Linked DNA regions of Homo sapiens: region 1 is linked to region 2. A link is a contact called in ENCODE Hi-C or POLR2A ChIA-PET data. All regions are on one chromosome and are shown on one strand. The core of a region is the stretch at or near the end of the contact, and the rest is flanking DNA. Distances in the headings are between cores, read along the strand shown.

What was found. Hi-C counts contacts between places; a loop is a spot of excess contacts on that map. ChIA-PET counts read pairs that join two places held with the same protein, here RNA polymerase II (POLR2A). Pooled maps may share reads with other maps.
Region 1: a map of PC-3 shows a loop between it and region 2 (4-fold over the local background). The contact joins two enhancer-like sites. A Hi-C loop is called at or near these places in 2 of 168 maps with a recorded cell type or tissue (CD14-positive monocyte and PC-3), 6 of 37 single-sample maps with no recorded cell type and 15 of 50 pooled maps. POLR2A ChIA-PET finds 5 or more read pairs at or near these places in 13 of 52 experiments (Caco-2, GM10248, GM12878 and 7 more).

Annotation. Positions count from the first base shown.
Region 1 is chr3:72,522,109-72,526,008 of GRCh38, reverse strand. No RefSeq gene overlaps it. Among named protein-coding and RNA genes, the nearest start is that of RYBP, 77 kb to the right of the region's middle. Within about 2 kb of position 2,513, at least 9 of the 41 ENCODE cell types and tissues checked have a DNase peak (open chromatin) inside an H3K27ac peak, as active enhancers do.
Region 2 is chr3:72,486,166-72,489,656 of GRCh38, reverse strand. No RefSeq gene overlaps it. Among named protein-coding and RNA genes, the nearest start is that of RYBP, 41 kb to the right of the region's middle. RefSeq lists enhancers at 1,446-1,963, 1,964-2,481. Within about 2 kb of position 2,081, at least 3 of the 41 ENCODE cell types and tissues checked have a DNase peak (open chromatin) inside an H3K27ac peak, as active enhancers do.

The DNA.
Region 1 (3,900 bases), core at 1,264-3,763, 36 kb before region 2:
TCCTAAGTAGCTGGGATAACAGGCACATGGCCACTACACCTAGCTAATTTTTGTATTTTTAGTAGAGATGGGGTTTCACCATGTTGACCAGGCTGGTCTCGAACTCCTGACTTCAGGTGATCTACCTGCCTTGGCCTCCTAAAGTGCTGGGATTACAGCTGTGAGCCACTGTGCTGGACCCTTAGCTGCCATTTATGAGTGACTATTTTCATCACTGACCTAGTCAATTATCCCAATAACCCTGCAAAGTGACATTTATGTCCCTCTTTACCAATGGGGAAACTGAGGCTCTCATAGCTTGGTAACTTTCCATGGGTCACGCACTTGGCAAAGACCTCAAAGCCACACTCGTTCCTTCGCCTACAGTGCCTTCTGTGAGCTGAACCCAGCAGCCGAAGCAGAGGCTCAGAAGGAAGGGGATTGGGAGCAACCACACAGTCCTTTGCTTTGGCTGCTGTTTCTCGCAGTAAGGGGATATGTTTCCAAAATGCTGCTGGCAAATAATTTCGAGGGTTTGGCCAGCCTGAAATAACCCATCTATTTAGAGGTTTCAAGACCAGGCAGCAGAGGCTAAATAAGGTAAAGTGTCTGTCAAGAGCGGAGGCCCAGGAAGAGAATAGAATATTAAAAGACTCATGGCTTATGTCATGTTTTCTTTGTCCAAGCATCTTTCGTTTTTATTTTTATTTAGTTATTTATTTTTGAGGTGGGGTCTTGCTCTGTTCCCCAGGCTGGAGTGCAGTGGTGCGATCTCATCTCACTGCAACCTCTGCCTCCTGGGTTCAAGAGATCTTCCCACCGCAGCCTCCTGAGTCGCTGGGACTGCAGGTATGTGCCATTACGCCCAACTAATTTTTTGTATTTTTTGTATTTGAGATGGGGTTTCACCATGTTGTCCAGGCTGGTCTTGAACTCCTGAGCTCAAGCAATCTGCCTGCCTCAGCCTGCCAAAATGTTGGGATTACAGGCATGAGCCACAGCACCTGGCCCAAGCCTCTTTTAAAATTGTGTATCCATACAAAGTATCATTGTCTTACATTAGAATATAGAAATTCTCAGCCGGGCGCGGTGGCTCATGCCTGTAATCCCACCACTTTGGGAGACCGAGGTTGGGTGGTGGGGAGCACCTGAGGTCAGGAGTTCAAGACCAGCCTGGCCAACACGGTGAAACCCCGTCTCTACTAGAAATATAAAAATTAGCCAGGCGTGGTGGCACACACCTGTAGTCCCAGCTACTTGGTTGGCTGAGTCAGGAGAATTGCTTGAACCTGAGAGGTGGAGGTTGCAGTGAGCCAGGCTGGGATCACGCCACTGCACTCCAGCCTGGACGACAGAGCAAGACTCCACCTCAAAAAAAAAAAAAAAAAAAAAAAGAATATAGAAATTATGATACCATGCCAGTTAAGATACACACACATACACACACACATACTATACACACATAGGGTTTTTTGTTTATGATATACACCTTATATATATGTGTATTTGATTTATGATATACAACTACACATCTTTGAAAAAAGCTGGTTTATTATACATAATTTAGGTAAAATATAGAGCTCTTAGCCAAAATTTCATGTCCAGGTTTTAGGTATACGGATTTAGGGATTGTTCCTATCGAATGTTAAATTTTTAGCAATAATAGTAACTGTGACCTACTTACCACCTATTATATACCAGGAACTGGGCTAGTTCCTTCCCATCCTTTTTTATACTTACTCTTCACAACTCTATTTCTATTTTCCTGTTTTATTGATGAAGAGGTAGAGGTTCAGAGAGATTCAGCAATTCACCCAAGGCCACATAGGTGTTCAGTGGCAGGGCCAGGTTTTGAGCTCAATCTAGAGACTGTAAGTTCACAAGGTTGGGAACACATCTATTGTGTTTACCAGCATGTTACCTGATGCCCAGAATGAACCCAACGATTGTAAGAGCTCAATAAACACTGGAATGGAGAATGAATGAACCAGTGCTTGAATGCTTGCATGCATGAATGAATGAGTGCTTACATGAATGCATGAACGAATGGCTCTAACTCCTGTGTTCCCAGCCACTGTGCTGAACCTCCTCCTCACTTACTTTGCTCCACATGCTGCCAGCATCAAGCCGCCTGTATCTGAATGACATGGGGTGATGGGATGGAGCAGTCTTTGCATCTAAAGTAGAATAAATCAGACCTCGGTGTATTTTCACTGTCTTTTATGGATCTGTGATGAGACTTGGCCGGGAGGGTGGTGGGGGGTTTGCCGGATGCTGAGTGTTTGCATATCTGTCTAATGTGGTCAGGGTGGAGAGTGTGGATAAATAGGGCAGGTCCACACTGGGTGTGTCTGCCAGCAAGTTCTCAGACATGCCTCCACTGCCCCTCTGCTTGAGAGGGAAGCAATGGCTCTGGCACCACGCTATCTGCTAACTCTCAGGGAGGGAAAGAGGAAGTGACATGGGACAGCTTCTACTGCCAGAAAGGAAAGCAGAAATTCAGTAAGAAACAGAAGTTCCCTTGCAGTGCCTCGTTTTAGTTCCTCAAACTTACACCAAAAGTTAACAGGGTGACCTACAAATCTCACGGAACTGGAAATCAGGCCCTGTTTTGTCAGGGGCTTGGATAAGTCATTTTTCTGCTTTGGGCTTCAATTTCGTTATCTGCAAAATAAACAAATGAGGCTAAACCCTGCCTTGGGACATTTAGAACTGTGGATGTGTCGGGAGGCATCTTCTTGGTGATCATAATGATTGATGAGTGATGCTTATGTGTGTTGGGGGCTGGGTGGGAAGCAGGATAATAAATGTGTTCATGTACTTAGGACCACACAATTGGAAATCGTCCCTCTTGGAATTTGAAATGATGATTAAGAACCTCTTCATTGCTAAAATACCGTGATTCTATCCTAACCATGCTGATTTGAATCACCCAAGTCACATAATGAAAAGAAACCAGACTCTACCTAAAAGAAATCAAGGGTAAGGGACATAATAGATTTTAAAATACCTCTCAGTGTGCCTTATTTCTGTGCATGTCAATACAGTTTCTTTCCCTCCCTCCCTTCTCCCGGGATTGCTCCAGGAAACGGGAGGACATCAGCGCATAGAGAGGAAACATCACAGGCAGTTGCTGTCAGACAAAAGGGGTAAGCAGAAAGCCCTTTTGGCACAGGGGAGGCACATCCCCTCCTTTACAAGGCCCAGATGGGAGTGGCTGCTAGGCCAGGGTAGCAGAAATGGCTGAGAGAGACGTCCAGGTCAACAGGCCCTTAGGACCCCAAGGGTTTCCAAGCTGGAGGAGGGTAGTGGCTGAAAGGCTAAGAGGACTGGTGAACCAGAGGTCTGGAGTTGAGCTCAGGAGCTCATCGCAGGAGGTTAAAGCAAAGGAGATGTGAGCAGGGGAACCAGACACTCCTCAGCAGGTGCCGTCAGAGGACAAGCCGACTACTTGGAAAGACCTCTCCAGGAAGGCCAGTGGATTTCCACAGATGAGCGGTTCCTTCTCCAGCACCCAAAGCTGTTTAAGCTCTTGCCTGTATCCAGAAGCTGTCTTTGTGGTGGGGACTGCTTTACTGAGATGCAACACACAGCGAAGTACACAAATGCTAAAAATACAGCTCAATGCGTGCGCACCTATGTGTACACCTACGTACCTACCACCCAAATCAGGATATAGGCCAGGCCAGCACCCTAGAAGGCTCTTTTGTGCCTTCTTCCAGTCAATACCCTCTGCCAAAGATAACCATTTTGTAACTCGATCATGATAGGTGAGTTTTTGAACTTTATAGAAGAGGAATCCTACAGTGTGTAGTCTTTGTTGTCTGATTTTGTTCACTCAACATTATACCTCTGAGATTCATCCATGCCATTGTGGGTAGCAGTTCCATTTCCCTGTGATGCTGGGGAGTATTCCGTTGT
Region 2 (3,491 bases), core at 832-3,331:
ACTTGTGGTCAGGAGTTTGAGACCAGCCTGGCCAATATAGTGAAACCCTGTCTCTACTAAAAATACAAAAATTAGTTGGGTGTGGGTGGTGCACGCCTGTAATCCCAGCTACTTGGGAGGCAGAGGCAGAGAATCAACCCAGGAGGTGGAGGATGCGGTGAGCTGAGATCAGGCCACTGCACTCCAGCCTGGGTGACAGGGAGACTCTGTCTCGAAAAAATAAAAAATTAAAAATATATATATTGGCAAACTTTTCTCAATCTTTTGCCAACACTCATTTTTGCTGATTATATTTGCTTATAAACCTAAGTATCTTGAAGTACCTCTCTGTACTTCTGTGTCTTCATCTGGAAAATGGGGTGAATAATAATCCCTATCTCTGAGAGCAGGACTTCTCAACCTGGACACTATTGCAGTAGGGCCTGGATAATTCTTTGGTGTGGGGCCGTCCCAAGAACCATAGGTTGTTTAAGCAGCATCCCCGGCCTCTACGCACTTAATGCCAATAGCATCCCCCCTAGTTGTACCACACAAAAATGTCTCCAGACATTGCCAAATATCCCCTGCGTAAGGGGCAAAATAACCCCTAATTGAAAATCTCTGGTCTAGCACAGTGGCTCATGCCTATAATCCCAGTGACTTGGGAGGCCGAGGTGGGAGGATCACTTGAGGCCAGACTGGGCAACATAGGGAGATCTTGTCTCTACATGAAAATTAAAAATTAGCCAGGCACGGGGGCTCACATCTGTAGTCCTAGCTACTTGGGAGGCTGAGGCAAGAGAATCACTTGAGTCCAAGAATTTGAGGTTACAGTGAGTCACGACCACGCCACTGGACTCCAGCCTGGGTGACAGAGCGAGCAACCCTGTCTCTTAAAAAAAAAAGAAAGGAAAATCACTGGTCTAGAGTTCTAGAGTTCCTGTAAGTATCACATGAGATGATTCAGGTAAGGTGCTTAGAAGAGTACCTGACACCAAATAAATGCTCAGTAAACTTACGCCATCAGCATAGATGAAGAGGCCCTAGAATAGTAGGGACCATGGCCTGAGCTACTTCACAAACCGATTTGTTTGTTTATCATTATGGTTTTGTGCCTCTTAGGTTCTACCTTCCTAAAGTGCCATGGTTTAAAAAGCTCTTTTATGAGAGGTGCCTTTCTTTGTAGGTACAGAAATAAAGCTTCGAAGTACTGGCATTTGCAAGTGGCTTTTGAAACTGGAGAATGTCAAAGAAATGTAAATCATACTCTTTCAAGAGCACAAGAATGTATCTTTCTCTAAAAGCTTTCACAACTGTTAACTCAGTGGCTACTGAGACAAAGTGTTCTAGTAGGGGTGATGGGAAGGCACCTAAACTGAACTCTGAGTTTTGCTGTTTGTGGAAGGACCAAGCTGGTGAAACCACAGCATCGGTTCGCACAGGCATTTTGTTTGTTTCTGGCTGATGAAGAGAGGAGACTATTCTGTGAACAGCAAGGACTGAGAAAGATGGAAAATGAGGAAGAGGGTGAGATGGTGTTGTCCCTTCAAGCACGGATTTGAATGATGCGGGTGGGGTTGGTTAGGGCCACCTTGCAGGAAAATGTTGGGTAGGACCAGAGGAGTTGGGGACAGCATCCTCATGTCAAGCCCCTCTGCCACAGACGCTGTCAGCTCCAGGAACCTAGGAGCTGGGTGCGTGTGGTTGCAGGTCACCCTCATGCCAGACCCCACTGCCACCAGCAGCCACAAAACACCAAAGTGTGTGATAGGGACCTCTTCCCTCATCTTTTTCAGGTTCCTCAGGGTCCATGGCCCAAGTAGGTACAACCTGTCACTGCCTTTAGCTCAGTTTCCCCCGACTCTGCCAAAAGTTCTACCTGCGTTGAGGGACCAGGAGCACGAATCTTTGAATGATGCCATGTGGTCACTGAGATGAGGCCAGTCAGCAGCTCCTCCTTTTGTTATGGCTACTGCTGTGAGGCTGGTGGCCACAGCCATGGCCACAGCCCCACCCCCAGCTACAGACACAGCCACAGCTTCATAGCCCAGCAGTCCCAGCTACAGTCACGCCCACACAGCCACTCCCGTGACTGTGGCCACCACCGCCCCCCACCCCCCTCCACGGACATTCCTCCTCACAGCTGCCTTCAGCCAAGTGTCTGCCACCAAGTTCCTGAGAAATGACTCACAGGAGCTTGCTAACTTTGGGGGAAATCTCGTGCTTGATTTGTTTGTATGTTGCAAAGACCAATATGATGACGGACCAACAGATTAATACCTGGATTCCAGACCGTTCGGAACTCTACATTCAACGTTTTTCATTTTACTGGCTCCCAAGCCCCCTCTGGGTGAGTCCCTGGGCCTGGTTCCTTCTTTGCTCTCTTGGAGGAGGAGACAGACCAACCCTGAGTACCCTGGCACTGTTGTCTAGCATTGCATTTCAGAGAGGACTCAAAGGACCACAGGACTTCCAAACTGATCTGTGCAGCCCAATGAAACTTAATTTACCATTCCGTCCCTCTGTCCCCAGGATCCTCCCCTAGAGCAAGCGGTTCTAGAGTCAGTTTAGCCCTGAGAACCATGCCATGCTGCCTTGGAAGACCTCAATATCCATTTGGACCGGCTGACCAGCTTTTCCCTCCAGAACCTGAGCTCGCTGAGGTCACAGACTGTGTCTGCTTTACCCTTGTTTACAAGACAATTATGAGCCTGCAAATGTTCACATTTCTTCTATCACCCCACCAGAGGCAACCTTGTCATTGATAGCCCATCTCTTTCCTCTTGCTACAGAGGAAGGATTTGTTTAGGCTGGTGAGAGACTAGATTGATCTGTATAATTAAGGAATGGAAGGCCGGCACGGTGGCTCTACACTTGTAGTCCCAGCACTTTGGGAGGACTAAGCAGGCAAATCACTTGAGCCCAGGAGTTTGAGACCAGCCTGGGCAACATGGCAAAACCCTATTTCTACAAGAAAGATAAAAATTAGCTAGGTATGGTGGCGCATGCCTGTGGTCCCAGCTATTCAGGAGGCTGAGGTGGGAGGATCACCGGAGCCCAGGGAGGTCAAGGCTGCAGTGAGCCATGATTGCACCACTGCACTACAGCTGGGGCAAAGGAGTGAGACCCTGTCTCAAAGAAAAAAAAAAAAAAAAAGAAATGGAGAGAGGAAGAGAGTGTATCCATGAGTGATTCTTAAACTTCACGTGCATCAGAGCCACCTGGGATATTGTTAAAATGCAGATTCTGATTTGGTAGGTCTAGGGTGAGGTTTGAGATTCTACATTTCTAGCAAGCTCCCAACTTGCTAGATTAAGTCAATTAAACCTCTTTCCTCTATAAATTACCCAGTCTCAGGTATGTCTTTGTTAGCAGTGTAAGGAGTGGACTAATACATTATGATACTACTTCACCATGTTGAAGCTGAACCCATGGGCACGCTGGCTTTATACAGATTACATTTGGAGATTATAAATGCTGCTGGTTCTCTGAATACATTTTGCACAGCCGGG